Linked DNA regions of Mus musculus: region 1 is linked to region 2. Evidence: chromatin loops called from intact Hi-C (ENCODE). Cell type or tissue: heart. All regions are shown on one strand. Links, peaks and the distances in the headings refer to the core of each region. The heading gives the core; the rest is flanking DNA.

Region 1 (16,400 bases), core at 8,323-12,322, 1.1 Mb after region 2:
GAAAAAAGAAAAGTTTATCTGTAACATAGTGAAGTAGATGATCAGTGGGTGTCTTCATTAATGAATTTTACCATATCGAACTAAGCCTAAATGAATACGGACTGTATAAAACTAAGAATATCACACATATACATTAATAAAGGTGCTTTACATAAGACCGGAGAAGTGGAAATTGAAATGAGATTTAACAACAACAACAAAACCCTTATATAAGGTATCACAATGCTTCTTTCCGAAGATAATAGAACAAATAGTAAATTATTTAAGCTAATACATATGAAAAAATGATACAACACCATAAGTAAAGGGACTTGAAGTCTTCTGAGTTTTACACATTATTTAATGCTGTATAAAATAATAAATATATAAAATAATTTTGAAATGATATAAAATATCTGCAACTGCCGATCCAATTAATTTATTTTAGAGTCATTTGCTTTAGTCATATTACTGTTTTGCTACATGTACGAATGTATAAAACTATGTGCCTGGTGCCATAGGAGGTCACAGGTCACTGAGTCCTCTAGAACTGTAGTTACAGATGATTATAAGCCCAAGTGTGTACTGGAGCCAAACCCTGGAACTCCTGAAGAGCAATCTGCACTATTAGACCCTGAGCCAACTCTCCAGCTCAATTATCTTAAACATTAAAGATAAAAATTACCATTGCTAAAATCACCACAGCAATAACAGTGATCAGTCACATATTCCTTTAACTCTCGTTTTAGGACGGAGACCATAAGGTAGAGCCAGAGATGGGAATCCTATTGAAGTTCTTTTGAAGGACTCAATCGCAAGTGAACCTGCTATAATAAAGACAGCAGATACAGTATGAGAACAAGCCAAACAAAGGGACATTTTAAGGGGTGCCTAGAGTCACTGGTTAGTGGTAGTATAAGGGTCCCTACCATAAGATAGGCTATTGTATTACTCCTGGTGGCCCAGGGGAAATCACGTACTTTAAATAAGATATATCCATATATCAGGTATTTTGTTAAATTAATTTTTTTCTTTCCAATTTTTATTAGGTATTTAGCTCATTTACATTTCCAATGCTATACCAAAAGTCCCCCATACCCACCCACCCCCACTCCCCTACACGCCCACTCCCCCTTTTTGGCCCTGGCGTTCCCCTGTTCTGGGTCATATAAAGTTTGCGTGTCCAATGGGCCTCTCTTTCCAGTGATGGCCGACTAGGCCATCTTTTGATACATATGCAGCTAGAGTCAAGAGCTCCGGGGTACTGGTTAGTTCATAATGTTGATCCACCTATAGGGTTGCAGATCCCTTTAGCTCCTTGGGTACTTTCTCTAGCTCCTCCATTGGGAGCCCTGTGATCCATCCATTAGCTGACTGTGAGCATCCACTTCTGTGTTTGCTAGGCCCCGGCATAGTCTCACAAGAGACAGCTACATCTGGGTCCTTTCAATAAAATCTTGCAAGTGTATGCAATGGTGTCAGCGTTTGGATGCTGATTATGGGGTGGATCCCTGGATATGGCAGTCTCTACATGGTCCATCCTTTCATCTCAGCTCCAAACTTTGTCTCTGTAACTCCTTCCAAGGGTGTTTTGTTCCCACTTCTAAGGAGGGGCATAGTGTCCACACTTCAGTCTTCATTTTTCTTGAGTTTCATGTGTTTAGGAAATTGTATCTTATATCTTGGGTATCCTAGGTTTTGGGCTAATATCGACTTATCAGTGAGTACATATTGTGTGAGTTCCTTTGTGAATGTGTTACCTCACTCAGGATGATGCCCTCCAGGTCCATCCATTTGGCTAGGAATTTCATAAATTCATTCTTTTTAATAGCTGAGTAGTACTCCATTGTGTAGATGTACCACATTTTCTGTATCCATTCCTCTGTTGAGGGGCATCTGGGTTCTTTCCAGCTTCTGGCTATTATAAATAAGGCTGCTATGAACATAGTGGAGCATGTGTCCTTCTTACCAGTTGGGGCATCTTCTGGATATATGCCCAGGAGAGGTATTGCTGGATCCTCCGGTAGTACTATGTCCAATTTTCTGAGGAACCGCCAGACGGATTTCCAGAGTGGTTGTACAAGCCTGCAATCCCACCAACAATGGAGGAGTGTTCCTCTTTCTCCTCATCCTCGCCAGCATCTGGGGTCACCTGAATTTTTGATCTTAGCCATTCTGACTGGTGTGAGGTGGAATCTCAGGGTTGTTTTGATTTGCATTTCCCTGATGATTAAGGATGTTGAACATTTTTTCAGGTGCTTCTCTGCCATTCGGTATTCCTCAGGTGAGAATTCTTTGTTCAGTTCTGAGCCCCATTTTTAATGGGGTTATTTGATTTTCTGAAGTCCACCTTCTTGAGTTCTTTATATATGTTGGATATTAGTCCCCTATCTGATTTAGGATAGGTAAAGATCCTTTCCCAATCTGTTGGTGGTCTTTTTGTCTTATTGACGGTGTCTTTTGCCTTGCAGAAACTTTGGAGTTTCATTAGGTCCCATTTGTCAATTCTCGATCTTACAGCACAAGCCATTGCTGTTCTGTTCAGGAATTTTTCCCCTATGCCCATATATTCAAGGCTTTTCCCCACTTTCTCCTCTATAAGTTTCAGTGTCTCTGGTTTAATGTGAAGTTCTTTGATCCATTTAAATTTGACCTTAGTACAAGGAGATAAGTATAGATCGATTCGCATTCTTCTACATGATAACAACCAGTTGTGCCAGCACCAATTGTTGAAAATGCTGTCTTTCTTCCACTGGATGGTTTTAGCTCCCTTGTCGAAGATCAAGTGACCATAGGTGTGTGGGTTCATTTCTGGGTCTTCAATTCTATTCCATTGGTCTACTTGTCTGTCTCTATACCAGTACCATGCAGTTTTTACCACAATTGCTCTGTAGTAAAGCTTTAGGTCAGGCATGGTGATTCCACCAGAGGTTCTTTTATCCTTGAGAAGAGTTTTTGCTATCCTAGGTTTTTTGTTATTCCAGATGAATTTGCAAATTGCTCCTTCTAATTCGTTGAAGAATTGAGTTGGAATTTTGATGGGGATTGCATTGAATCTGTAGATTGCTTTTGGCAAGATAGCCATTTTTACAATGTTGATCCTGCCAATCCATGAGCATGGGAGATCTTTCCATCTTCTGAGATCTTCTTTAATTTCTTTCTTCAGAGACTTGAAGTTTTTATCATACAGATCTTTCACTTCCTTAGTTAGAGTCACGCCGAGATATTTTATATTATTTGTGACTATTGAGAAGGGTGTTGTTTCCCTAATTTCTTTCTCAGCCTGTTTATTCTTTGTGTAGAGAAAGGCCATTGACTTTTTTGAGTTAATTTTATATCCAGCTACTTCACCGAAGCTGTTTATCAGGTTTAGGAGTTCTCTGGTGGAATTTTTAGGGTCACTTATATATACTATCATATCATCTGCAAAAAGTGATATTTTGACTTCCTCCTTTCCAATTTGTATCCCCTTGATCTCCTTTTGTTGTCGAATTGCTCTGGCTAATACTTCAAGTACTATGTTGAAAAGGTAGGGAGAAAGTGGGCAGCCTTGTCTAGTCCCTGATTTTAGTGGGATTGCTTCCAGCTTCTCTCCATTTACTTTGATGTTGGCTACTGGTTTGCTGTAGATTGCTTTTATCATGTTTAGGTATGGGCCTTGAATTCCTGATCTTTCCAGAACTTTTATCATGAATGGGTGTTGGATCTTGTCAAATGCTTTTTCTGCATCTAACGAGATGATCATGTGGGTTTTGTCTTTGAGTTTGTTTATATAGTGGATTACATTGATGGATTTTCGTATATTAAACCATCCCTGCATCCCTGGAATAAAACCTACTTGGTCAGGATGGATGATTGCTTTAATGTGTTCTTGGATTCGGTTAGCGAGAATTTTATTGAGGATTTTTGCATCGATATTCATAAGAGAAATTGGTCTGAAGTTCTCTATCTTTGTTGGATCTTTCTGTGGTTTAGGTATCAGAGTAATAGTGGCTTCATAAAATGAGTTGGGTAGAGTACCTTCTACTTCTATCTTGTGAAGAAGTTTGTGCAGAACTGGAATTAGATCTTCTTTGAAGGTCTGATAGAACTCTGCACTAAACCCGTCTGGTCCTGGGCTTTTTTTGGCTGGGAGACTATTTATAACTGCTTCTATTTCTTTAGGGGATATGGGACTGTTTAGAAGGTCAACTTGATCCTGATTCAACTTTGGTACCTGGTATCTGTCCAGAAATTTGTCCATTTCATCCAGGTTTTCAGGTTTGGTGAGTATAGCCTTTTGTAGAAGGATCTGATGGTGTTTTGGATTTCTTCAGGATCTGTTGTTATATCTCCCTTTTCAGTTCTGATTTTGTTAATTAGGATTTTTTCTCTGTGCCCTCTAGTGAGTCTAGCTAAGGGTTTATCTATCTTGTTGATTTTCTCAAAGAACCAACTCCTCCTTTGGTTAATTCTTTGAATAGTTCTTCTTGTTTCCACTTGGTTGATTTCACCCCTGAGTTTGATTATTTCCTGCCGTCTACTCTTCTTGAGTGAATTTGCTTCCTTTTTTTCTAGAGCTTTTAGATGTGTTGTCAAGCTGCTAGTATGTGCTCTCTCCCGTTTCTTCTTGGAGGCACTCAGAGCTATGAGTTTCCCTCTTAGAAATGCTTTCATTGTGTCCCAAAGGTTTGGGTACGTTGTGGCTTCATTTTCATTAAGCTCTAAAAAGTCTTTAATTTCTTTCTTTATTCCTTCCTTGACCAAGGTATCATTGAGAAGAGTGTTGTTCAGTTTCCACGTGAGTGTTGGCTTTCTGTTATTTTTTTTGTTATTGAAGATCAGCCTTAGTGCTTGGTGATCTGATAGGATACATGGGACAATTTCAATATTTTTGAATCTGTTGTGGCCTGTTTTGTGACCTATTATGTGGTCAATTTTGGAGAAGGTACCATGAGGTGCTGAGAAGAAGGTATATCCTTTTGTTTTAGGATAAAATGTTCTGTAGATATCTGTCAGATCCATTTGTTTCATCACTTCTGTTAGTTTCAGTGTGTCCCTGTTTAGCTTCTGTTTCCATGATCTGTCCATTGGTGAAAGTGGTGTGTTGAAGTCTCCCACTATTATTGTGTGAGGTGCAATGTGTGCTTTGAGCTTTACTAAAGTTTCTTTAATGAATGTGGCTGCCCTTGTATTTGGAGCATAGATATTCAGAATTGAGAGTTCCTCTTGGAGGATTTTACCTTTGATGAGAACGAAGTGCCCCTCCTTGTCTTTTTTGATGACTTTGGGTTGGAAGTCAATCTTATCAGATATTAGGATGGCTACTCCAGCTTGTTTCTTCATACCATTTGCTTGGAAAATTGTTTTCCAGCCTTTTATTCTGAGGTAGTGTCTATCTTTTTCTCTGAGATGTGTCTCCTGTAAACAGCAAAATGTTGGGTCTTGTTTGTGTAGCCAGTTTGTTAGTCTATGTCTTTTTATTGGGGAGTTGAGACCATTGATGTTAAGAGATATTAAGGAAAAGTAATTGTTGCTTCCTGTTATTTTTGTTGTTAAAGTTGGCATTCTGTTCTTGTGGCTGTCTTCTTTTAGGTTTGTTGAGGGATTACCTCCTTGTTTTTTCTAGGGCATTGTTCCCGTTCTTGTATTGGTTTTTTTCTGTTATTAACCTTTGAAGGGCTGGATTCGTGGAGAGATAATGTGTGAATTTGGTTTTGTCGTGGAATACTTTGGTTTCTCCATCTATGGTAATTGAGAGTTTGGCTGGGTATAGTAGCCTGGGCTGGAATTTGTGTTCTCTTAGTGTCTGTATAACATCTGTCCAGGCTCTTCTGGCTTTCATAGTCTCTGATGAAAAATCTGGTGTAATTCTGATAGGCTTGCCTTTGTATGTTACTTGACCTTTTTCCCTTACTGCTTTTAGTATTCTATCTTTATTTAGTGCATTTGTTGTTCTGATTGTTATGTGTCGGGAGGAATTTCTTTTCTGGTCCAGTCTATTTGGAGTTCTGTAGGCTTCTAGTATGTTCATAGGTATCTCTTTCTTTATATTTGGGAAGTTTTCTTCAATAATTTTGTTGAAGATGTTTGCTGGTCCTTTGAGTTGAAAATCTTCATTCTCATCCACTCCTATTATCCGTAGGTTTGGTCTTCTCATTGTGTCCTGGATTTCCTGGATATTTTGAGTTAGGATCTTTTTGCATTTTCCATTTTCTTTGATTGTTGTGCCGATGTTCTCTATGGAATCTTCTGCACCTGAGATTCTCTCTTCCATCTCTTGTATTCTGTTGCTGATGCTCAAATCTATGGTTCCAGATTTCTTTCCTAGGGTTTCTATCTCCAGTGTTGCCTCACTTTGAGTTTTCTTTATTGTGTCTACTTCCCTTTTTAGGTCTAGTATGGTTTTGTTCATTTCCATCACCTGTTTGTATGTTTTTTCCTCTTTTTCTGTAAGGACTTCTACCTGTTTGATTGTGTTTTCCTGTTTTTCTTTAAGGACTTGTAACTCTTTAGCAGTGTTCTCCTGTATTTCTTTAAGTGATTTATTAAAGTCCTTCTTGATGTCCTCTACCATCATCATGAGATATGCTTTTAAATCTAGGTCTAGGTTTTCGGGTGTGTTGGGGTTCCCTGGACTGGGCGAATTGGGAGTGCTGGGTTCTGATGATGGTGAGTGGTCTTGGTTCCTGTTAGTAGGATTCCTACGTTTACCTTTTGCCATCTGGTAATCTCTGGAGTTAGTTAGTTAGTTATAGTTGACTCTGTTTAGAGATTGTACTTCTGGTGATTCTGTTACCGTCTTTCAGCAGACCTGGGAGACAGATTCTCTCCTCTGAGTTTCAGTGCTCAGAGCACTCTCTGCTGGCAAGCTCTCTTACAGGGAAGGTGCGCAGATATCTTGTATTTGGACCTCCTCCTGGCCGAAGAAGAAGGCCCAAAACAGGACCTTTCTCGGACACTGTGTTGCTTTGGCAGTTCCCAGAAGCTGTCAGCTTCTGTGGTGCAGACTCTCACCTGTGCAGACTAAATTCCTAAGTTCCAGGGAGTCCTGGAACCAAGATGGCGACCGCTGCTCCTAAGGCTGAGGCCGCCTCCCGTGCCAGGCGGACACCTGTCCTCTGGTCAGGACGGTGGCCGGCTGTCTGCAGCCTGCAAAGGGTGCTGCCTCAGCGGCTCTGTGCTTCTGCCTGTCCCAGAAGCTGTCCGGTTCTCTGGCGCATCCTCTAACCTGTTCAGACTAATTTCCTAAGTTCTGCTGAGTCCCGGAACCAGGATGGCGACCGCTGCTGCTGAGGCTGAGGCCGCCTCCCAAGCCAGGCGGACACCTGTCCTCTGGTCCGGACGGTGGCCGGCTGTCTGCCTAAATTAATTTAAATTAACGAATTTTCTTTCTTCCTTCCTTTCTTTCTTTCTTTCTTTCTTTCTTTCTTTTTTTTAAGAAGAGCTCGGGTGGATGCTCAGCGGGTAAGGTGACTGCTGATGGTAAGCCTGTATTACTTAAGACAGTGCACACTTAGGTCACAGAGCATGGAGAAACCAAGCTGGTTCTACCAGGAAGCGTCTTCCACGCTGTGCTGTGTAGCTTATATAGTACAAAAAGTGCTACATAGGCAGCTGGGGAAAAAACTTCATCAGTACTGATTCACAGCAGTGAACTGCAATGACAGTAATGACAAGATACACCCATGTATGCAATAGTGCTGCAAATGTTACTAGGAGAACCAACGTTACCTTTCTACTTAGTATTGTAAAGCAGTTCTGATTTTAAAAACTTTCTACAAAGATATTCCTAGACCTGGACAGATTTATCTGTAACGTCGACTAAATATTTAAGGAAATGGTATCACAAATCTTATGTACTTACTGCGCATGTTGGTTTTTATGATGCCAGTACATCTCAAATCCTGAAAACAATAGTACCAAAGGGAAAAATGCATAACTATATGTATCAAAAACATATAGTTTTCAAATGTGAAGCCTTAGGCAAAAACCTGTCAAACCTTATAAATATGGTTGATATGCTTAAGCATATGTGCAAATATATTAAAAGGAAAGGTGTTTATTCAAGGACTATAAGGTTATATTCACATCCAAACTTTAAAAACATATGTGATTATTTATATTAAGAGGAGAGAGGGCAAATGTGTCATCTCAAAGGATTTTAAGAATACCATAAATGAACATCAGCCAAGTAGTGTAATAAAAAATATACAATCTATTGGAAAATATGAGTCTGCCATGTAGATCACAATGAACCTGCTGCAGACACTCATGATTGTGTATTAAAATTGACCAGAAAATAAGACAAGAGTGGTTCTTTTTATATTTCCCTTGTATCAAAACTTGGATATCACATAGTAATGGCGGAGGAGAGAAACTGAGAATTTCAAGTAAATAAAAATTATGTGAATTTGGAAATCATATAGCTGAAGTCAGAATACAAAAAATAACAAAGTTTAAGGATTAATAAGTAACATTACCTATAGTGGTAGTACATGCTTTTTTGTAAAAATAAGATATGTTATTTTCTATAGAAACAACAACTAACAAACTAGATTGCAAGATTTAGGTCAGTTTATATATCACACATAATATTTCAAATTTTAAACATTGTGGGAAATTTACCCAGAGTGTATCACACATGGCTAAGAGACACTAAAGGCTTAATCAAACACTATTAAAGCAAACTTAAACAAAATTGATAAGTTCAATGTCACCCATGCTTTTTAATATCTAGGTTTGAGATTATGTCAACTTTAACCCAACTTGTCCATTGATGAAATGGAAAGATTCCACTAAGATTTTTAGAAAAATATGCTTAGAAGACTGATACCTGAATTAAAAGCTATTTATGTCTTGACTATATTTAATTTAGTCATTATTATTACATTTTACTTATTTCTGTGTGTGTACGTACCTGTGAACATGTATGCCCTTGCATACATAGTATACAAGTGGAGGTCAGAGGACAAGTTGAATTGTGGTGGCCAGGTTTAACTGGAAGTTCCTACATCTCATAGGCCCTCAGGTCTTAATTAGATATCCACATACCATCTATTCTTCTGTCCTTTATTGGTTCTCATGTGCAATTTGTTAATCTTTTAAGCACATTAAAGATAATGCCTATCCAATTCAGTTACATTTTTCTAAATATTTATGTGGAGCAGATATAATTAGTGAAAATATACACTATCAAAATAATTCAAATTTATGAAATACTGGTACTTTTCCTTTAAAAAAATCTTAAGTCACCAATCTAATATATGTCAAAGAAAAGATTTAGTTATCACGAAGGCATAAAAATACATTGCACATTCTACACATTACAAAATTATTACTAAAGAGTTTTATGTAAACTCTGCATTTTAAACACAGAGTATTTGAATATATGCATTTTTTGCTCTATTTATACATTTAAGTTTTTGAAATTGTCTTGCTATGCTTTTGACTGGTCCATTTCCTGAACTGTGGCAATACTATACTTATATATCCTAAGATCACTACAGAAGGAAGAAAATACCCATGACAAATGTAATTCTTGTTTCTAGAAATAGAGAACTGTAGGTATATTTACTGACAGTTACCTTTCTCACTATTAAGCCTTTACTCCCTTTTGTTTTTATCAAGCATGATTGCTTGTTATGGACACCGCCTTGTCAAAGAGATCCAGACATGAACTTCCGATCAGTCTATACTATTAGGGAAGATGCCTAGATTGGGTTGTAGTTTTTCAATGATCCTGGCCGTGTGTACAGAAATACTAAGATATGTGCATGGATCTCCTACAAGCCTCCTGCCTCAGTACTCCTTCTCATCTCCAGAGGATGAGGGAATTCATGCTCTTGCAGAAGGTCCAGGTTCAGTTCCCAGCACCCACATGGTAGAAATCCATTCTTGGTGAACAGTCTGAAGAGGGAGACTAGTGAAATGTCTCTAAGGAAAACTTTAGAGTGGCTTGCCAGAACAATAGTCAAATGTTAACTGAGGCCCCCCTTATGACCTGTCTGACCCAGCTGCAGCTCCGTCCCAAGAGGAAACAGCAGTGCTTGCCAATCCGGCCAAACAAGAAGAGTCTGTAAGACGGAACTAAACCCCAGAATCCCCGGAGGAAAATCCTCCCCTAGGTGAGTGGGTGAGAGATAAGAACAGCATGGGTCTCACACTCCCATCACATGGTTCCCAGGCCCAAAAAGAAGTCTTGTTCGTATGGCAAGAGCAATTCAGGAATATTCAAGAATCCCTCTCATGATTGTTTTCAGCCATTTCCTCTCCTCATCCCCGCTAATTTGCTCTGCGGAAGTACCGATTGCACGGCATCCCTCTGAGGACTGTATCAATCTGTAAAGTCACCATCAAACACATTCTTCATATAATTATGGAAGATTTATGCAAAGTGTGTATGGGACTGGTTTTCACTTTATAATCAATAATTATATTTTGCATCATCACTGCATTGTTAAATCGTCTTCCTGTTCCAAAGGAAGACACTAGTCTCCTTAATTGGCCTATTTTAGGTTGATCTCCTGGTACCTATCGTCAGAAGCAAGTTATTTAATTGTCTCGTGGTAGCCTTTCTATGATTCCTAGAAGTCAATTGCTCCTCTTGGTTGGGGAAATAGGAACACTCAGGACGCACTCTGCTACTGAAATGCCCAAAGTATTCAAAGGGGTTGCTAGCATTTCAGACTGCGTCCTCTAGGCTATAAACCCACTGGACTGGCAAGTGTCAGAAGGACAAGTAGCCAAGAGTATGTGCAGATAGTGCCCTCTTGGGATCAAAGAAAAGAACCAAACCATACTTGCCTTTGAAAACTACTCAAGGAATCTGGAAATGGAAGACATATGAAAAAGCAGGACCATAAATCCCACAGGAGTTGTTTATCACGAACTCCACTCAGGCAACAGAGGGTGTGCAGGCCAGTGAGCCACGGGATTGAGTTGAAAGCTATGTTTTGGTTTAAGAAAATAAATCATCGGAGCAGTCTCAGTGCGGTTTTCACAGGGAAAGGGAAAGCTGATTTGGGTTGTAGCAGGAGAAAGAAAACAAAATTTACAACCACAGAAGAGTGTGAAAGACATTCAAATCTGGCACACGAGGAAACTGAAAACTCTGTAAACGGTTCTCAGTTCAGGTTCTTTCACTGCACTCGGTGTAGGAGAGCCTAGAAAAAGGAGTCTATAAAAAAAAAAACCTCTCCCCACCTTCCCCTGACCCCACACACACACCCCTGTCCCCTGTTAATATATTGCTATGCTGCTGTTTTTGCCTATGGATCCATCTGTCTTTCATTCTGAAGAGCAACTTCATCTTCACCATGGGCTAGTCCACCACTAGGTGTTTCTGCCTTAAGACCTGGCAGGGATGCTTTTATTTACTAATGATTTGATCTGACACTCAGGTTATTTCATTCTCACAACAGAATTTCCTTTAACCTGGTCTTGATAATCCAGCAGCAAATTTTGTGGGAGGGGAGAGAAAAAAAATTACAAATCCTTTTTAGTGTTTTGTTCTTCCAGTTGTCCATAATCTTTAATTATTGTGTTTTAAATATTCCTGTATATTTCACTCTCGTAACTGAATGCTGTCTACTGGATTTATGCAGTTCATATAAGGCGAAGAACATCTCAGTTAATAAAGATGATTTGGTGAATATACAGTCTAGTTGTAGGAATGTAACGTGACAGGTTGGAGCTCATTTTTAAGTGTATATCTGTTTTATAAATTATTCTTAATATTTGAGGCCCTTCCTCGCTGAAGAATAGTTATTCTCTGAGGCTCAACTGTGAATAATGCATTAAGAAAATCATATGGGAAATAAAAATATATTTTATATACATATTAAAATTAGAGTAATCAAAATCTTAGATGTTAAGGTTCAACTGTATAGCAGGTAGATGTTGGTTTCTTGTCAGAGAGCCTGCTCATTACATACAAAGTCCTGCATTGGATCAGATATTCAAGGTCATCTGTAGCTTCGCAGTACATAGCAAATACAAGGCCATCTTGTATTATGTGAGTCTGTATCACAAAACTCTATCTAGGGGCTAAGGAGATGGCTCAGAGGGTAAAGGCACTTGTCACAGAGAGTGATGATCTGACTTCAAACCCTAAAAGGCAGAAGGAGAGTACCACTTCTCTTAAGTTGTTCTTTGACCTCTTCATGTGTACATTGATAGTTGTGTGCCACACGATAGGTAGATCCATAGATAAATTATATTTACATATAAAATAGACAGATGATAGATTGATAGATGATAGAGACAGATAAAAGATAGATGATAGATAGATGATAGAGATAAAAGATAAATTAGATAAATAGATAGATAGATAGATAGATAGATAGATAGATAGATAGATAGATAGATAGATAGATCCAAAAGGGCTCGAGAGATGCCTTAGTGGGTCAGTAGGTAAGAGAATTTGCTAAACAAGCAAAGGAGTTCAGATTCAAGTACCCACATAAAGCTGGATGGAACCATGTGAAGTCTCTCACTACGAAGTAACCCAAGTATCATAAGGATGAACACAAAATCATTAGGGCTTGTTGCGTGCTGGACCAGCTCTAAATACTGTAAGTGACCCTGTCTTGAAGAAATAATGTGGAAAATGATTGATCCAGGCCACTGAAGATCCTCTGGCCTCTGCACATGCCTCCATGATCATGCAGATCTATGCACATTCACAGACTCCACACACAGACACAAACATACTAATAGGGGAATTCTTTTAGAAATTCTGCACTGTGATCTTGACTGAGAAACACGGCTTTAGAAAGTGATGATCTGTAGAAGAAAATATAAAAAAAATGCCTGACTTCTTGCTGCTCACTTCAAATATATGCTTAGTGTCATCTGTTTGAATTATAGAACTTGCCAAATCAAATAGAAATGTAAATGTGCAGAATATTTTTGTTTAAGATATTAAATTGTGATGGTAAATAACATTACAGAAATCAGCTGTAGATAATTACTCTGGAGAAGTGTATATTTTGGGATCCCAAATCCTATTTGGAAATTGTGATTAGACACATCAAAGTTGAATGTTAAATTTTTCTGTACCAGTTTCCATAAGATTGTTTTCAGGATATTGCAATTTGTTCATTTGGATAACTAGTGCAGACAGTTAGATTCCCAACCTCTCTTCCCAGATCCACCTCAAAGTTGTAAGATTCAGAGTCAAACAACCAAGCCAGGCAGTCACCTCACCATGCCACTGTCCCAGAGTTCCCCTGCAGCAGCCATCTCTATCCCCAAAATTGCTCCGTTTTCTTACATTGTAAGTCATGAATCATCTCATCTGTAAAAGACCAAGCCCTCCAAGCCACCTCCCTACATAAACAAGATCAAACCTGACACTCTTTTTCCATTGATGTTTCTATATTTATAATCACATGCATATACTGTAGCAATGTATGCACCTTCCTTGTCATATGAACATGAATGCATCCTGACAGGGCTCATGCTAGCCTTCCTTTGTACCCCAGATCTGTACATGTACAGAATAACTGTCACGCAATTAGGAGAAATGGGGAAAATCTCTCTCCCTCTCCCTCTCCCTCTCCCTCTCCCTCTCCCTCTCCCTCTCCCTCTCCCTCTCTCCCTCTCCCTCTCCCTCTCCCTCTCCCTCTCCCTCTCCCTCTCCCTCTCCCTCTCCCTCCCAATTCTGTGTATGTGTGTGTGTGTGTGTAGGAAGGGTTCCCTCAAAGAGGCTTCCAGAAAAGCAGAAAAGTATGATAAGAAGCAGAGATAAAGGGAGGGTAGGAGGAGGGGGAGAGGGAGAAGAAGACAGAGAGAGAGAGAGACAGACAGACTAAGCTAAGATAGTGTTCCCATACCCACTAAATCTTGCAAAACTAAGTCTCCTTAGTTTCCACTTCTTGAAGGGGACACCAGGTTCTGATCAATTCCAGTGTATCCACCTATTATATAGTTAGAGCCTGTTGTGTCTGGCCAGCAGATCACAGCCTGGGTTCTAGCCTGGAAAGGCATTTTGGAAACCTGGAAGAGAAGAGGGGCTGGGCTGCGAGAGATAAGGAAGGAACCAAGACAAAGGTCTCTACTCAAGGTTCAATTTTTACTATTCTGGCACTCTGTTATAAAGGAAGGGGGAGGGACCCGATTCCCACCAATTAATCTTGGAGTCCAATAGCAGGGTGACCACGTGTATGGCTCCGAACAGCAAAGTGGCAGGTTCCAGCAGTGGGTGTGGCAGAACGTGGCAGAAAGATTGAGCCAGCAAGCTCCATCCAGGTGTAAACAGTGGAATCATTAAGGCTGGGGGAGGGGAGGCTACAAGAGCCTCCGTAGTTATCCATCTAAAATTCATATCTAAATCCAAATAATCATATTCTACTCAAAATGTAGGAGGTGTTTACATGATGAGGCCAGAGCCCTCACGATTCAAATCAGCAATCTTAATATGAGACTGGATTGAGCTATCAAGGTTATTCCCCTCTACTACATGAGAATGTAGCACAGACCCTCTACCACAAGGTTTGCAATGAGGATGCCCTCTCCAGACCCAGAATAGTATACTTAGATCTTGGACAATAGACTGTAGAATTATGAAAGATATGTTTAGTTTGTTATAAATTCCCTGGCCCCAGCTGTTCTGTTGTAGCAGCACAAGCACACAAAGATTCTGCCTGCTCTTTGTCCCCAGATTCCCGTACACCAGGTATCTTCCACAGATTCCCACACAAGCTGCCTCATCTGTATTCTGTGAATGCCTTGTTGTATGTTCCTTTCATGTTTTACTATTATTTCTGGAAAATTTCCACAAACCTGTAAGTACACATTTTATGAGACTTTATGTCATGACAACATTTCCACACTAAATACATCCAATCTCAACTTTGCTGTGCAGTTAGGTTGTCCTGGTTACCAAATACAGAACTGAGATTAAACATGGATTCAACATCTTTCAATTTGATAATGATAAATCTGGGAGCAGTGAGAAACAGTTGTGGTTATATACACAGAAGTGTCGAGGCAAACTCATACACAATCATGTTTGATAGAAAAATCTGAGGTGATACTCAAAGTCAAACTTCTAAATGGAGCGGACCCTTATACAAGTAAACAGAGAGCAAATGGCCTTAGACTTCTAACAACCATGGGTAGAGTGTGTGACTATGCATATGTTTGATTTTGTAGGGAACAGATTGCCTTTGAAACCTAATAATGATGAGCGAATCTATTTGGTCACATCCATTGAGGTGAGCCTCTTGCTCCTTTCTTCTTCTCTTCTTGATGTGTTAACAAGATGTTTTTCTCTTGAAAGTAATTGTGGCTCCTCTCCCAAAATGAATGGAAACCAAGATATACATTGGCAGTTTTCAAGAATGTGTACAATTTACAAAAGAGACAGATAACAGGTAGACACCGTGACACACACCTGTGATTAAAACTATCAATAAGCTGAGGCACTGGGGCATATCAATCGGAAGTTCATGGCTAGCCTTGGGTATATATCTGGGTTCAGGCCAATCTGAGCTACAGAGGACTAACATGAAGAGAGGAGAGAAGTGGAGGAGGATGGGAGGGGTGAGTAGGAGGGGAGGCAGAAAGACAGGGAAGGGAAGAGGGAGAGGAAAGGAGAGAAAAAGACACAGAAAGAGACAGAGAGTAAGAGAGCAAACTTGAGTTAGGTTTTTATGATAAATAACATGATCTAAAGCAACTTTGGGGGGAAAAGTTCTACAGCTTACAACTCCCAGGTCCCAATCCATGCCTGAGGGAGGCCTGGGCAGGACTGCAAGCAAGAGCAGAGGTAGGAACCAGTGAGCTGCTTCTTGACTTGCACCCAAATTCATGTTCAACTACCTTTCTGTACATGCCCAAAAACCACCACAGAAACATGCCTATAAGCCATCCTGATGGAGACTTACCTTCAATTTAAGTTTCTTTATTCCCTGGGCTCTAGTTTATGCCAAGTCAACACAAACTAAACACCACAGTGGGCCCCTTGATATTCAAGCATACCTTCCTAAGTGCAATCTTTTCTTTCTCATTTTTTCCCAAGACATCATGTTAAAAACTTACAATACAAAACAGTATAAATTTAAAAGTCCCAGTCTTTGAAAATTCCAACAATTCTTTTGAAAATTCCAAGTATATTAAGGTCCAAATTCTCTCTAAGATAAACAAAAATCTCTTTTAACTATGGGGTACTATAAAATCAAGAAGTCTAATCTCATTTTTTAATTCCAAGAGGAAAGAACCTGGACATAATAATAATTATGTAAAAGTAAAACAAAAATCCAACAGTATGAGTGGTGGTTCATTATTACTGTCCGGGAACTACCCAGGATCTTCTATGACCCAGAGGGCTTGGACAGTTCTACCTTGGCTCTAACAGTCACAGCATAAAAGGCTTGTGTCATAGATACAGGCCAACTCTATCCCATTGCTGTCTGATAGTTATCCTCTAGTACTGA
Region 2 (16,400 bases), core at 6,017-10,016:
GATGCCAGCCCAACTTTGGCTATGTTTTTCCAACTCAGTCATCCCAGTTTAGAAAGTCCCTCACCAATATGCCCAGAGGTTTGTCTTTCAGATGATTCTAGATTTTGTCAGGATGACAATAAGTACCGTAGTCACAGGCTGAAGAGAGAAATGCCGCTATTCCATTGGTCAGAACTCAATCATGTGGTTTAAGTAAATGGAAGTGAGGCTGAGGAGGTTATTCAGCTTCCTGTAGGTAAAGAGATATGATTCTTGACTCACAAATAACATTGTCATCACAACATAAATTCACTATAATAATCCAGACAGCCCACAAAAGCTAAAGCCTTGAAATGCTATCCCCTATACCAAAGCTGGTGTTGTTACCATTGTTGAATGGTTTAATGGTTAACCCATGCTCTAAAAAGGTAGAACTAGTTGACCGTGCAGCTCTGCCTTGCAGATCTGATTTCATGCTGTCGTTTTCATCCAGTCTGCTCTGCTCTTTCTCCATTCAAGACCCACATTTTGTTATCCCCACACTTTTCAGGGACAATAGTGAGGAAATGTTCCATTAGCATTAGACCAAAGTTTCCTAATTATTAGTAAATAGCTTGCATATGAGCACTGTGAAACATCATCTGGAAATCTTTGTATAAAATAGTTTTTCATCTCTTTCTGATGGTTAAGTAATGATTCCAAACACAGGCTGAAGAATGGACTATCAAAAACCCTGTAAATGTTCCCTGAGCTTTATCATATAATGGCCTTTGAATGTATTTCTTTGGTGGGTAGTAGAGAAGAGAGAAACAATATAAAATGTAACTAACAACCTGGAATGAAGCCAGCTGTAGAGACAGACTACAGAAACCACAACAGTAAAACACCAACCCCTCAACTGTTCATTACACTATATAATTTTCATTGACCTTGTCTCCATCAATTATACCTCAAACACTAATGTTTGTCAGATATCTGAAGGAAAATCTCATAATGAGTAATTTTAGAAGAAAAAAGGGAGAAATCAAAGGATAGAGATTAGCATGAGATGTTTGGAAGATTGCTGAAAAGCATAGACGGATTTAGATGCTCAGTATAGCACATATGAGATACTGAATAATCATACTCTCATTTTATATTGCTAATGAATATAAGGAGCTATTTATTGAAAACTGAAAAAAAACAAGGCAGGGGGACAGAGACATATGCAATTCGCATTAAGGGCAGACTGAATTGATATAATTTATTCTTAATGTTTGCTCCTCAGTTTTTATGCCCATATTAGTACATACTAGAAAAGGTAAAGTTACCCAAAGAACAAATCACTTCCTAGACTTTTCTTTTAATGGGATTCATTAATTTGTACAATTTGCTTAGAAGTCTTGTATGTGGCACGTGTGTGGGTGTGCACACACTTGCATGCACACAAGTTTGTGTGTGCGAATGGTTCTAACAGGGAGTATGTAGAGACAAGGGAACAACCTTCATCGCCTTTACACATCTTCCTCCCTGTCCGGAACAAGGTGTCTGTTTCTTACTTACTCTCATCAAGCTGTGTCATGCAACACTTTGGGAGATTATCCTGTGAAGAACGTTCATCCCTTAAAAGAAGAGAATGCATATCTATCAATATGTGATTTAAACAAAATTCATTGCTGAAATTTCCAGCAAGTATCTAACAAAAAAACGTGACACATAATTTGCCATTTTTAATTAGAATTTCTGTTCTCCCACAGAAAGTCAAAATTCATTTGATGAGGCAGAATTCAGATATTTTGGATACTGGAAACAAGTCAGAATTTGTCCCCACACCACTTGCTTCTCCTCTGATAGAACCATATAAGCAGGTGAATTGGATTACAAATACCCTTGGATAAATGCCATTATATTATCATAAGAGAGGAAATACTTCGTTTTCTTAATGGGAAGGATCCATTATCATACATCTCTGAATGGCAACCGGTGAGCAGAAATCTGTCCAAATTTAGGATCTATGAGTGTGATGGGTTCTTCCTTAAAGCTTTGGAACTTTGTTCTTTTAAAAAATAATAATAATAACAAGTTTGGGAATACAAAATACGTTTTTGACTTAGGATCACGGTGTGTATATCTAAGATGCAATGATACAAAATCGAGATTGGAGCAGGCAGATTTGAAAAAAAGGTTAGCAAAGAATCACAGGGATTTTCATGGTTTTGCGAAATTGCACTATAAAAATAGGCCAAAAGAAAGAAAGAAAAAGGTGTATTATTTATCTCTTCAGTTAGACACTGTACTGAAATAAGGATTTGAGATCTCAGAAAGGAAACAATAAAGGAAATCTTTGCACACACTTCCCTAACATCCCTTGGTCAATGACTGAATCTTCACGTCCAGAGCATTTGACATTTTTATAGTGGGTCACTTTACACATGTTATAAAGGCATTAGGCTAAACAAAGCAAGGGGTCATCGACTTGATCTCATTCATTTTCATGCACTTTTGGTGACTGTGTGAAACCTTATATCAACATACTGAAGCTTCAGTCTCACCAATGAGCTGTAGTATAGTTTTAGGTGATTAAAAAGGCTTCTGATTCATTTGGGGCTTTTCAAACTAAAAAATAAATTCTGTTTCACAATTTTGTGATAGCACACTTTCTTTTTTTCTTTTTATGTATGTTCCACAATAGAGAGTACTTTTAAAATTAATTAATTTATTTTTTTACATATTTTATTCCCTGCGCCCCCCAGCCCCGAGTCCACCCTGTGACTGTTCACACCTCATACTTCCTCCCCACACCCCTCTCTCCATGTGGATGTCACCACACTCCACCCCACCTTACCTCTAAACTCCCTGGGGCCTCCAGTCTCCTGAGGGTTAGGTGCATCATCTCTGAATGAAAACAGATTTGGCAGCCCTCTACTTTATGTGTGTTGGGGGACTCATCAGCTGGTGTATGCTGCCTGGTTGGTGGTCCAGTGTTTGAGAGATCTCGGAAGTCCAGATTAATTGAGATTGCTGACCCTCCTACAGGGTCACCCTTCTCCTCATCTTCTTCCAGCCTTCCCTAATTCAACAACAGGGGTCAACTCCTTCTGTCCATTGGTTGGGTGCAAATATCTGCATCTGATTCTTTCAGCTGCTTTTTGGGTCTTACAGAGAGCTGTCATGATAGGTTCCTTTTTGTGAGTGCTCCATAGCCTCAGTAATAGTGTCAGGCCTTGGGACCTCCCCTTGAGCTGGATCCCACTTTGGGCCTGTCTCTGGACCATCTTTTCCTCAGGCTCCTCTCCATTTCCATCCCTGTAATTCTTTTTTTTTTTCCTGTAATTCTTTCAGACAGGAACAATTATGGGTCAGAGTTGTGACTGTGGGATGGTCCCCCTCCCTCACTTGATGCCCTGTCTTCCTCCTGGAGGTGGGCTCTTTAAGTTCCCTCTCCCTACTATCTGGCTTTTCATATAAGTCCCTCACTTTGAGTCCCAAGAGTCTCTCACCTCCCAGGTCTCTGGTGCATTCTAGAGGGTCCCCCCAACCTATTTCCTGAGGTTACCTGTTTCCATTCTTTCTGCTGGCCTTAAGGGCTTCAGTCCTTTTCCCTCACCCAATACCAGATCAGGTTCCCCTCTCCCCTCCACACCAACCCCCTGTCCCCTGTCCACTTTCCTTCCCAGGTCCCTCCCAACTTGTTTTTCCTTTCCTTTCCTTTCCTTTCCTTTCCTTTCCTTTCCTTTCCTTTCCTTTCCTTTCCTTTCCTTTCCTTTCCTTTCCTTTCCTTCCCTTCCCTTCCCTTTCCTTCCTCCCTCCCTCCCTCCCTCCTTCCCTCCCTCCCTGCCTTCTTTCTTCCTTCCTTCCTTCCTTCCTTCCTTCCTTCCTTCCTTCCTTCCTTCCTCCCTCCCTCCCTTCTTCCTTCCTTCCTTCCTTCCTTCCTTCCTTCCTTCCTCCCTCCCTCCCTCCCTCCCTTCTTCCTTCCTTCCTTCCTTCCTTCCTTCCTTCCTTCCTTCCTTCCTTCCTTCCTCCCTCCCTCCCTCCCTCCCTCCCTCCCTCCCTCCCTCCCTGCCTCTCTCTCTCTCTCTCTCTCTCTTTCTTTTCCTTTCCTTTTTCTTTTTCTTTCTCTTTTTCTTTTTTTTTCTTTTTCTTTTTGGCTAATATTCACTTATGAGTGAGTACTTACCACGCATGTCATTTTGGAACCGAGTTACCTCACTCAGGATGATATTTTCTAGTTCCATCCATTTGCCTGCAATTTGGATCCATTTGTCAGGATGTCCTCATTCTTAATAGCTGAGTAGTATTCCATTGTGTAAATGAACTCACATTACCTGCATCCAATATTCTGCCTATCACAGATGAGGCCTCTATGACCATAGGGGGATGCACACTTTCTAAAATGTTGTGGACTTGGAATGTTTCAAAGCACTGGACAGACCTGATGCTCAGCAGTAACAGGTCACTGGTCCACAAGGGCTGACATTCCTAGAGGTCTCAAGCAACACAGATTAAATCCACCTGTGCTGTTCATCTCTTCTTTCACTTAACTCCATTGGTCTTCTTTTAATGCACCAAATGATGGTTCATAACTTCATGTGACAATTAAACACACACACACACACACACACACACACACACACACACACCTGAGAACATTAGAAATAGTGCAGCCATAGGGATTCCTTTGGACTTAGACTATGCACTGTCACAGAGAAAAGGCTCCAGAAAACCTTCCTATTTGCTGCCGTGTCGTAGAAGTAACAACCATCTCACATTGACAGTAATGCTGAAGAACAATGGTTCTTTGTCACTGGTTTTGTTGTGAGCTATGCTGCAGTAGCATGGGCAAGACACATGCCTATTGCATGTTGTCACACAGGCTCTCTACAAAAACAATGCAGGGACCTGTGTAACTATGATGCTAACCATAGCCTGCTGGGCATCACTGATTATCCCTCCACAGCGTCATATCTTCCTGACATACTCTTCTTTTTAAAGTGTTCATGCAAAGAGAAGTTCGGCTTCAGTATTCTACACCATTTGCTATATTTCATTTATTCAAAACTCATTAAGTTTTTGAACGCTTCCTAAACACTTCAATCAAGAGCAAAGTTATTTTTCAACTTTTAAAATTATGGGGAAAGAAAATTCTTCTTTCTTGAAAATATGTGGCATATATGTGGCAAAAAACCATTATTTTTAAATAAAATATTGCTGTATTTCAATCAACTCCTATTTCAGATTGCTGAAGTGAGGTTCATTAAATAAATCAATGGAATGGACCAAAATACAGAGATGCATATGCTTTGTATAAGGTAGATTTAGTATGTATTGATATAAGTATTAATGACTATCTTAAAATGAAGTAATTGCAATCGGGGATTTCCAGATTATTTCAGAAGAATAATATTTTATCATACTTGTCTGCCTCAGAATCTTTCTTGGGAAAGATGGAACAAGATAAAACAAAATAATGCAGGGGCAAGCAAATCATTCTTGTCTGGTCAGGAGTTTTTACACATTATTTTAATTGCCTGATGTCTTATTGTAGGTAATGACCCATATATTTTATTTAAATTTGATATGGAAAAATTGTATGCTAAAGCAATTTTACACAGAAAAAAATCCATCTGAACAGCCCTTGACTTTAAAACTGATTCCTTAATGATAAGTGAAGCAATTTCTCTTTTCCCTTCCATCCTCCCTCCCTTCCTCCCTTCCTCCCTTCCCCCCTTTCCTCCTTCCTCCCTTCCTCCCTTCCTCCCTCCCTCCCTTCCTCCCTCCCTCCCTCCCTCCCTCCCTCCCTCCCTCCTCCCTCCCTCCCTTCCTTCCTTGCTCCCTTCCTCCCATCCTTCCTTCCTTTTTTTCTGTCTCTCTTTCTTTCTGTCTTCTTTCTTTCTTTCTTTCTTTCTTTCTTTCTTTCTGTCTGTCTGTCTGTCTGTCTGTATTTCTTTCTTTCTTTCTTCTGTCTTCTTTATTTCTTTCTTTTCTTTTCTTCCTCTTCATATGCTAAAATGGATTTTCCAACTTCTACCACAAGGCTAAGGTTTTAAAGACTTTTGTTTACCTACAAAGGAAGGAACAATATCTAGAACAAATAATCCACCTTTATAATTGGTGTTCACTTAAAGCACATCAAATTCAACTGAAGTATGATTTCTTCAGCACAGATTCTCTGAAATCTTGCAGAAAATAATGCTGTTGCTTCTCTTGGTCTTAATATCATTTACATTAAACTTCTGACTAAGGACCTCTTACTGTTGCTCATTTAATGTGCAAGTTTTGATTATTACCTTAAAATTTCCTTTAACTAGCATTGATATATCATGTTTTCTTTAGGCACATTATATTATCAAAGGAGATATTGGCAAAGCATTCTTCTATGAATCAATTCCAAATTTGTGTTCGAGAAAAAATATAAAATATACACTCCAAAATAACTTTGCTTCAGATTTAATTTCTTAGTAGAAATAATTGCACACAAGAAGGCATCAATACAAAGTCATTGTCCTTTTTTTGTGACTTCTGTAAGGTAGTTGTGAATATAAAATACTGGTGTTTGGCAAAAACTGACTTATTAAATAAAATCATTAACTAAAACTCCTCCGTGGAAGTGATCTTCATACTCTACATGTGAATACATTTCTGTGAAGTAAAATGCAGCAATTTCTACCCTAGGAGACAGGAGGAATTGTTGGGTGGGCCCTCTCCCATCCATTCTCTCTGATTCTCCAAACACACTAGTTCTGACTCCTGAATGATTTTATAGGTTTTTTTTTTTTTTTTTTTTTTTTTTTAGAAATGCTCTTGTAATTGGAAAGTAGTTAAATTAGAAGCCAGAAGAAAACTCCTGAGTGGAATATGCCGGTTCTCTTTTCCCAGATCTTCCTTAACATTGAAAGTCTCATTAGCTTATTTGATTTTTAATTCTTGCAGAATATCATTATGGAACTTGTGTTTGTTAGAAAGGAAACAGTTTTGAACTCAGGAGCAATATAATTTGCTTGAGATTAGAGGAAGTGTTTCTTGGATAGAAGAACAAGACAGATTTTTTTTCCAATACTTGACTTAAAACCTAATACAATGTCCAAGCCAAAGGTTTACATAATCATCAACTATTTTCTAGCATCCTGGCGAGGTAACAGACATTAATCCAGGACACTCTTGGATTTTTCTTTCTCATGGTGTTATCAAACACAGAACTCCTGTCTTCAGGTGGTGCCATTCAACACATAAACTTTCTTTTCTTTCTTTCTTTCTTTCTTTCTTTCTTTCTTTCTTTCTTTCTTTCTTTCTTTCTTTGCATATGATGCTATGCTAATTTTGGAGTCAATACTTGAAGAATTTAGCAGTTTTGAAGTACAATCTTTAGCCAAAAAGGAAAAAAAAAAGGTACTTTCTGTTTTATTTATGAGGATAGAGCGTACTTCAAAACTGCTAGAAATGACTTTTGATGCTTCATGAGAAGTGTGGCTTACTTAAGTTCAGTCCTTTGAGCAACGAGAGTTTTATTGCCATCATGAACAAGCCTCTGGAATGCCAAGAGAACTCTCCTAAGTGCTTGCTTAAATGTCGTTGGCTTTTTTTTTTTTTTTTTTTTTTTTGAGGGAAAAACACTCCATTTCTAATTATAAGCAAAGGAGATCTTAGTTCAATGGAGGCACCAAAACACATCCGACCAAACAAAAGGCTCCTCAAATGTCCTCAAATATCGTTTCTTTCCTAATATTTTCCAGTAGGGGGAACTAAAGACTCGCCAAGCAGAGGCTTGCTTGGCTCAGGGACCTGCGTGAGTTCCTGTCAGGCGCTTTTATAATCACCTGAACAAGCATCAAACAGCTACCAAGCAAAGCTTTTGATCACACGTGGGTCCGGCCACAACGGCCATGTCAGGGCACCTTAGACAGTGGCAGGAATCGGATTGAAAGTGGCCTTCTCTAACTGTGCCCAGCCCTAATAGCATCTATTCGGTAGTTTTTGCTTGGACTGTATTCCCTTTTATCGTGCTTGGGCAGAAATTCCGCTCCAGCTCATGTTAGCCTAGTTGGGTTATCAGCGTTCCTAAATCAGAGGCTGCTTTTCCTAATTCTCTTTTAGAGGTCCTAAAAAGAGCGAAGGCTCTAGAAAACCACTTCCTCAAGTCTTTTGATCCTCGACCTCCTCCATTCCCAGAGTCTTCTGCAGGACTCATTTATCACAAGGTCCCGAATTATAGTCCGTGAGTGTTGAGAGGTCAGGAGGCAACTGAGCAACATTAGCCCGATGCCAGTCCTCCCCCTATTTTCTCTTGGGGATTCCGTAGTTAGCCATAGATCTTGGCTAAAACAAGCTGGCCGAGATTAGAGATACCCCTCCCCTACATCCACATAGTTGGTTTTGTGTGTGGTGCGGTGGGGGGTGGGCAAGTTCACTTACAACCACAGAGGGTGTATGTACACAAAACCTTTCTACTCCAATAGATACTTCTTTCACTCCCCTGCTCTCCCTGTTGGCCAGCTTCTTTCTGGTAAAAGGTGAACTCTGTGTGTGTGTGTGTGTGTGTGTGTATGTGTGTGTGTGTGTGTGTGTGTGTGTGTGTGTGTGTGTGTGTGTGGTGATTTTAACAGGTAATGAGGCTGTGCCCGGGGTCCTGGAAGATCATTTTTTTTTTCTAGAAAAGCTCTTGTGCAGCTCCAGCAGACGGAGCGATGAATAATTAGGAAGGGCTTCCATGAAATCACTCACCGAGAAAATTACCTGCCCATTAAACGGGCCGCGTGAAGAGCAGGAGGCTGGAAGCCCACCTCACCCCTCCAGAGGAGGGAGGGAGGGGGACGCCCAGGAGGCTCCCAGAATGGGAAAGAGTTGATGGCAGTCCTAGCGAGCCCGCAGCGGTTCCACATTGGTTTATTTCTGTCCCCCCAAGACTTATTCGCTTGCCTGGTTACCCTTGCTCCGCGGACCCCGGGGAGGGCTGTCTCCCCCTGCACGGGACAGTGATCGGGTGGAGGTGGAGATCCGCGTACACCCCTCCATCCTTCAACCCCTCCCGGGGATATACTGGGAGCAGCTCTTTCCTCCCCTCCTCTCCTGCTTCCTCGCCTTCCCTCCTCCAAGTCCTTCCAGCCCCCAGCAGCTGCTGGAGGAGGCGGTCGCAGCGCAGCCTCCGCCTCTGAAGCGGTGACTGTCCCGAAAGAGGCTGGAGGCAGCACTACTCCCGGAGGCTGGACCACGCGTGAGCATCCTCAGGGCTCCCAGGTCCGGAGCTCCTAGATCTGGCGGTGCTCGCCAGCAGCAGCTGGACGCTAGATCTCTCCGGGGCGGCCCCTCCCGGGTGGCCGCGGCCTCAGCTCAGCCCCTCCCTCTTCCCTTGCTTCTTCTCCTCGCCCTCCTCCTCGCTCCCTCACCACGTAGGAGTTCCCATTCTCCACCCAAGCCGTCCTGCCTTCCCCTTTTCCTTCCTTTTGGAAACCAGAGACTCCGAGGGAGGCGACCAGGCTGCGGAGGAGAGGGCCGGCTCACAAAGTGCTGCTTTGACACATCCTTAGGATGGAAGTTAAGTGAAAACAGAACCACACAAAACAAAACTCCGCGAAGTGGTGCTGCTACGGAGGAAACCAAGGGGAGAAAAACCCGGTGGGCAGGTCAATGGTTGCTTCGCAGCGCTTTGGCAAGTTTGTGGAACACTTTCTAGGAATTAGGTCTTTTTTGTACCCCCATCATCTTCTTGACTTCCGAAGAAAGAAGTTGTGTTTGGATTGCAATGGAGTCTAAGGAGACAGGGCTAGACGCACGTGAATAGTCCCGCCAGCTGGGCTGAATTTGTGGGAATTTAGAAAGACAGCCTGTGGAAGTGCAACGTCTCTGAAGTCCCCTGGGTTCATTCGGATGGCACCTAACGCGTCCCGTGACAGACCTCTTCACCAACAGCTTCCGATGTTGCCATTTTGCTCTTCTTGACCTTAATTAATCTCTAGGAAAGTCTAAACTTCGGACCTACCTCTTTTTTTGATACTTATTTTTGTACTTCTGCTCTCTGGGATTGGTTTCTTAAACAACCTGGATCCTTTTTCATATGTCAAAATGAATCCTCTGATGTTTACACTATTATTGCTCTTTGGATTTCTCTGCATTCAGATTGATGGTGAGTTAAAGCACCCCTTTTTCTCTGAGATTGTTGTGCCTTCTAAAGAAAATGACAGTGTAGTTGGGAGTATGTTTGGCGAGGCACAAGCTCTTCAGGGCTAGAGGTTCTATGCCTTTTGTTTCTAACCTGATGCTAGTGGAACACCTTATTGTTACTGTTATTGTGATTCATTAATTGAGGCGTTTAGCAGTAAGTGATGGGCTCCCAGCTTAGAAGAGTAACTATTAAAAAACAATGCTAAGAGAGAACCCCGAATGGTTGTGACTACTCTCTCTCTTTGGTATTTGTTCTGGTATCTAAACTTTGGCTTAGGCATTCAACTGCAGAACTATAGTAGGCGATACTTGGAGGGGCATTTAGTGAGGATTTGATAAGGGTATCTCTAGGTTCAAAGTGTATCACCTGTGTGTGAATGAATGCTATCCCAGCGCGAAATCAGAATGAAGGATTTAGATCACAGAGAGAAAACTGTCACAAGTGAGACTGGGCGAGGCTCCAGGAAGGAGGCAGTACCCACTCTGGGCTGGCTACAGGCTGGGAGCCCTCAGCTGAGTCCCCAGTGGGCAAACACAATGGAGACTCAGAACAGGTGCTGTAGGTGTCTCCCGCTAGGCTGTGCCACTCTGTCAAGCAGACAGTTTTCAACCTCTGCCTTTCCTGTCTTTTGTTCAGAGTTAGTTTCCTGGGATAGCTTCACTGAATCGTCACCCAAGCTTTTCTGTAGCTGTTTGAATGAGAAGTATTAATAATTATAAATATACGGTGGGTTTCTTCTTTGAAACTAAAACATATTTGGTGCTAGCTTTCTAGGGATATATATATCTCAAGTGTTTATGAAGAGTGGACTGAGCCACCATGTCCTAGTCATGGCAATAACTTTCATTTCTAATGCTTATAAAGAATCGGAAGCATATTAATCCAAATATTTAAGACATCAAGATAACATGTTGCTACATAAACTTTCCTTTGAATTCATTACTTGGGACATTGCCTATTATTGCCCATCTGTAGGAGCCAACTGTGGGTCTGGCAGCTGCTATGCAGAGCCTGAGTATCAGACTCAAAGGGAAGGCTATCTATAAACACAAGGCAATACAGAAGTGCACCTACTGCCAAGTGGCTGTTTTCAGCTGTGGAGTACATGAGTTCATTTGCTTTTCTCCAAGTAATAGCGACCCAGAAGCGGTGAATGTGTGCGCAGTTTTTCTCTCTCCCTGCAAAATAGTAGAAGCTTAGGATTTGGTGACTTCAATTGACACTGTGGTGATTTCTATCATTATATCAATACCCATTTTATTTCTAACAGGTTTGCTTTAACACTACCTGAATATCATCCTAACACAAAGGTTTATGCATTCCAAATATGTTTGATTGTTGTACTAAGACTTTTCCATAGCAATGCATTTAAAAATTACATATTGGAGGTAGAATTATCACCATTTTTAACAACAGAGTCTTGGGGAAGAATACAATTAAACTGATTTCATGGATGTGACAGAGGGAATCTGAAAAGATTATTATAGAATGTAATTAATGCACTAAGATGTTTGGATATGTATAAAACAAATGCAATTAACCAGTGTGGTGGACCAGCAGCACTTACACTACTTCTACATTCCTTTTCTCCCACACTCCCTCTCTCCCTCTACCCCCTCCTATCTGTTTTATCCTTCTCTCTCTTGCATGCCCTCCGCTTCCTCTTCCTCCTCTTCACCCCTTCTTCTTTATTCCCCTCCTTCCTTTTCTCCTCTCTAAAGACATGTCTGGAAGCTTTGTTCTGATTTTCCATTATAAATTAAAGAGGCAGTTTTGGGGTCTGAATCATCTGCATGCGAGTGCATAGTAATAAAATGAAAAAAAAATGCCTATAGGTAAAAGAGTTAAGACCAAAGAGACAACGTGAAATTTCATATGTATAAAACTAGTTTGTGTTTAGAATCTGCTGGGTCAGAATCAAAGCCATTATAGACATTCTTACTGAATTTACACATAGCCATCCATTTGACATTGGGTTGTCTTTAGGTACTTCAGAAGGGTGACAGCTCTTCCATGGGGATTGTTGAAAATTTGGGATGTGGACAATACTGCCATCTAGGCTGTTGCAAGGCTTGGGACCCTGCATTCACATATCCAATGAAGAGGCTGGTGTATAGAATCCCTCATCTCTGTGCTCATCCTGGATTCTGTGATATTTATTTACTTATTGTCCTTCTCAGAGCTGTGGGCTTATTTTCCACATGAATTTCAAATTTAGAGAAGCTTGTACCATTCCAAAGATATACTGACTATCCTTGTGCTCAACATAGAAATTAATTTTATTCAGTGACAAATGATACATAGATTTGCATTAAAATTTGCTTGGTGGGTTATTTATATGTGCATTTTTATGGTGCATGAAAAAATGTTAGAGTTTTGCCTCCTCATAGAAAATTTTTGCTAATATTATTTATGAGTTTTCAGAATCCTTCCCTATAGCAAGCCATGAAGAATAAATACTGAGTTAGTTGAGAACTGATGATGAACTTAAAAAATGTTCCATGTGAAGATATTTTTGAAACAAATAGCCATATTGAGGGTTTGCTGCCTGTAAAATAGAATGTGTAATGAATTTAGGTTTTGCTTAGTAAATTTTGCTTTTAAATAACAGTGGTTTCAATCAGTTAAAGGGATATAATTTGAATGATTGCAAGATTTTAAATTATAATCCCATCCCATATATCAATTTGATAATTTTACAATACTTCTGAAAGGTGTTTTCACAATGATAATGGTTTTCTCTTCTTTACTCCTTACCTATTACTACATGAAAATGACACATGTGGTATTTGGGGAGATAAAGATAATGTGTGTGCACAGTGCAGATGCATAATCTCATATAGGTTTAGACATTTTGCTAAAGTGCTCCTTTCAGTAATGGGCTCATTATCGTAGCCATATGTAGCCCATTTAAGAACTTGAATTGCATATAAGTAACCTGAAATTTGTTCTTGTAGCTGAGTCGTAATATCACATTTGAATTGGCTTTGTTTGAATAACCTTTGATGCTACGCAACATGTGGACCATAAACCAAAAGGATTACTTAGAACATTAAACTGGAAAATCTCAAAGTAAAAGTCATGATCGTGCAAACACACACACACACTCATACACACACACACACACACAAACACACACACACACACACACACACACACACACACACACACACGGGGGTGGGGGAGGAGGGAGGGAGGGAGGGAAGGAGAGAGAGAGAGAACACAAAAAGCTCTTGTCATTTTGCTTCTGACTAGCTTGTAAAAGTAGCATCTTTGACATTAAAACTATGGAAAGACAAGGAAATAGCTTATACATGGATATATATATATATATATATATATATATATATCCCTGAAACAAAAGATAAATTTACTTCTCATGTGCAAATTGGCTTTTGAATAATGCTAGAAAAATGGAGGAGGGATTATCTTTTATGTATGTATGTATGTATGTATGTATTTATTTATTCAATGTATATGAGTACATTGTAGCTGTTCTCAAATACACCAGAAAAGGGCGTCAGATCCCATTACAGATGGCTGTGAGCCACCATGTGGTTGCTGGGAATTGAACTCAGGACATTTGGAAAGAGCAGTCAGTGCTCTTAACTGCTGAGCCATCTTTCCAACCCCCAAAGATCCATCTATCTATCTATCTATCTATCTATCTATCTATCTATCTATCTATCTATCTATCTATCTATCTATCTATCTATCTAATATGAGTACACTGTAGCTATCTTCAAATAAGCCAGAAGAGGGCATCGGATCCTGTTATAGATGGTTGTGAGCCACCGTGAGGTTGCTGGGAATTGAACTCAGGATCTCTGGAAGAGCAGTCAGTGCTCATAACCGTTGAGCCAGCCACTTACTTTTACTCTTATTTTTCTTCTGCTTCCTTCTTCTTCTTTCTTCCCATTTCCCTTCCCTCCCCTTTTCCTTTTTTCTTTTATTCTTTATGTTTTGGACATTGTAAAAGAAATTAGAGAGACTTTTTTTAATTGGATATCTTATATACATTTCAAATGTTATCTATCCCCTTTCCCGGTTTCCCCTCCAAAAAACACCCTCCCCTCTCTCCCTGCTCACCAACCCACCCACTCCCACTTTCTGGCCCTGGCATTCCCTTACATTAGGTGATATAGCCTTTATAGTTACAAAGTCCTCTCCTCTCGCTGATGACTGACTCAGCCATCCTCTGCTGCATATGCAGCTAGAGACCTGAGTCCCACCATGTGTGCTCTTTGGTTGGTCGTCTAGTCCCTGGGAGCTCTGGGGGTACTGGTTAGTTCATATTGTTGTTCCTCCTATGGGGCTGCAAACTCCATCAGTAGAGACACATTTGAAAAGTGAAGGAGATAGTATACAGTATTTATAGAATGGCAATTGGTCAAATTTATAGCTAAGGTTGTAAATATTTGTTTGCTGTAGGTGTATGTAACTTTGGTTTACATATCCTCACTCTCTTTATGTTTGTATGTATGTATGTACGTTGTATGTATGTTTTTCAAACCTTGACAAACAGAAGTTCCAGATCTGTCTTCAAGCAAAAATAGAAATTATAAAATAACATTTTATAGAATTAATATTAAATAGCAAAACTGTCATCTCTCAGTTTCTCCAGGTACAGACCTTCGAATCTCAATCAGTACATGGCATGCTATTAATTTTCTTCTTTAAAAGATATTGAATGAAAAAATGACTGAATGATTATTCTCTTTTTGAGGAGAAAGTTTTGCAAAATCCCTTTTTGAGTCTTTTAGTTGAGCGCTATGTCAAGGTGAATATTTAACACTATCTGTGGCATGTACCATACACACCCCAACTACTTATCTATAATTCAAAATAATGTTGGAGTCACCAGGCCTCAGTCATTATTGTGCTCTTCTTCATTTCCACCACTCTTCCCAATCTTTCATCTCATCCATATGTATGCTGACGTCTCTAAGACGTCCTAATCATCCCGCAGAAGAGTTGGATTCACCATGATGCATCTATAGCTTGCCTATCTCCAGGGCCTGGAACACTGTTTACTGTGTCCCTTTGACTATGTGGCATCTTAGGTTAATAACTAATGACACTACAGCAAATTCAAGCCCAGGATAGAACATGCTATTTTGTAGTTATTTCCATCTCAGTAAATAGCTTCATTATTCCCATTTTTGATGATCCAAACTAATGAATCATCTTGACTTGTTCTCATGCCTCATGCCTAGCTCTTCATGGAACATCTGAAACTTAGCTTGATTTTATCACATTTTTCTCATCTACCATCTTATGAATAATTTAAAACACATTCTAAGCTAAAATATTCTTCCATGAATGTCAAATTTTTATCCAAATTCTAGAATTATTGATTCTGCTTTATTAATACTAAGCAACCAGGCTTGGTAAGCATCCTTTCCCTTTTCCCTTCCTAGTTCTCCACTCTTTAGTCAGCAGGACCTTCACTCCACATGTAAATGAAATGTGTGTTTTTCTGTAGCTCTCTGCTCCTGGCTTCCACAAAGCCTGGAACAAGATATGCAAGACTCTGTGAATCCAGACTTTCTTCTACCTTTCAGTGGCTCAGACTGTCTCCTTAGAATAAACATGTAGAACTATGGAGGAAGTCCTTTAGCTGACCCTGGGTCTTTATATGTGATCTTTACAGAAAATGCCCTAATCTAGATCTTGGCACTGGTAAAGTTTCTCAATTACTTATTGAGATTGGAATTTGATTCAGATATCATCTTTTTTTGGAAACATGGACTATGAAAACAAAACAAACAAACAAAAACTTTCAATTGCTGTAAGAGATTCCTGATATAATCAGGATATAAAGAGGAAATGTACATGATTGGGCTTAGAATTTTGGCAGTCTCCGTCCTTGATGGTAGACCCCAAAGCTTGGGCATGGACGAATGAAGAACTTCATGTGAGCACCCAATGGAAGGACAACACTGCTCATGTCATGCGTGAGTGGGAAACACTGAGGTCCCACTACAAGATTATACAGAACCCATCCAGCCTCCTCACATTAGACCCCAACTTCAGAGGTTGCCACCTGATCCAGAGAGGCAATCTTTTGAGCCTTCTGAGTATGTTTTTAAATTGTAGCTGTTAGTTAACATTTCTAAAATTGCCCCTTTTGAAGTACTATTTATATTCCACCTTGGTCTGTTTTAAACATATATTTTATATTACTCACCTCTGGTTAGAAAAGGATGTGAGAAGATCATATGCCCCAGTACAGAAGAATGCAAGAGCCAGGAAGCAGGAGTGTGTGGGTTGGGGAGCAGGGCAA

The links. Hi-C counts contacts between places; a loop is a spot of excess contacts. Peaks named below come from ENCODE experiments on the same cell type or tissue, not always from the same donor. Only the 100,000 strongest peaks of a DNase experiment are listed, where the experiment ranks them.
Region 1: a loop joins it to region 2, with 5 times the contacts of the local background. A loop is called at or near these places in 2 of 42 quality-filtered maps.

Annotation. Positions count from the first base shown.
Region 1 is chr16:73,345,298-73,361,697 of GRCm38, reverse strand. All of the region lies in intron 3 of 4930500H12Rik (a long non-coding RNA gene), which reads right to left. Among named protein-coding and RNA genes, the nearest start is that of Gm25699, 69 kb to the left of the region's middle. In heart, for the core only: a CTCF peak has its summit at 10,722 (motif pointing left); no DNase peak of the experiment used is centred there.
Region 2 is chr16:74,404,527-74,420,926 of GRCm38, reverse strand. Robo2 (roundabout guidance receptor 2) reads left to right here and starts at 9,102. Exons shown (of 28, transcript NM_175549.5): 1 at 9,102-10,075. The coding sequence starts at 10,015. In heart, for the core only: a CTCF peak has its summit at 7,699 (motif pointing right); a DNase peak (open chromatin) is centred at 9,256; H3K4me3 peaks cover 2,400 bases; H3K27ac peaks cover 1,533 bases.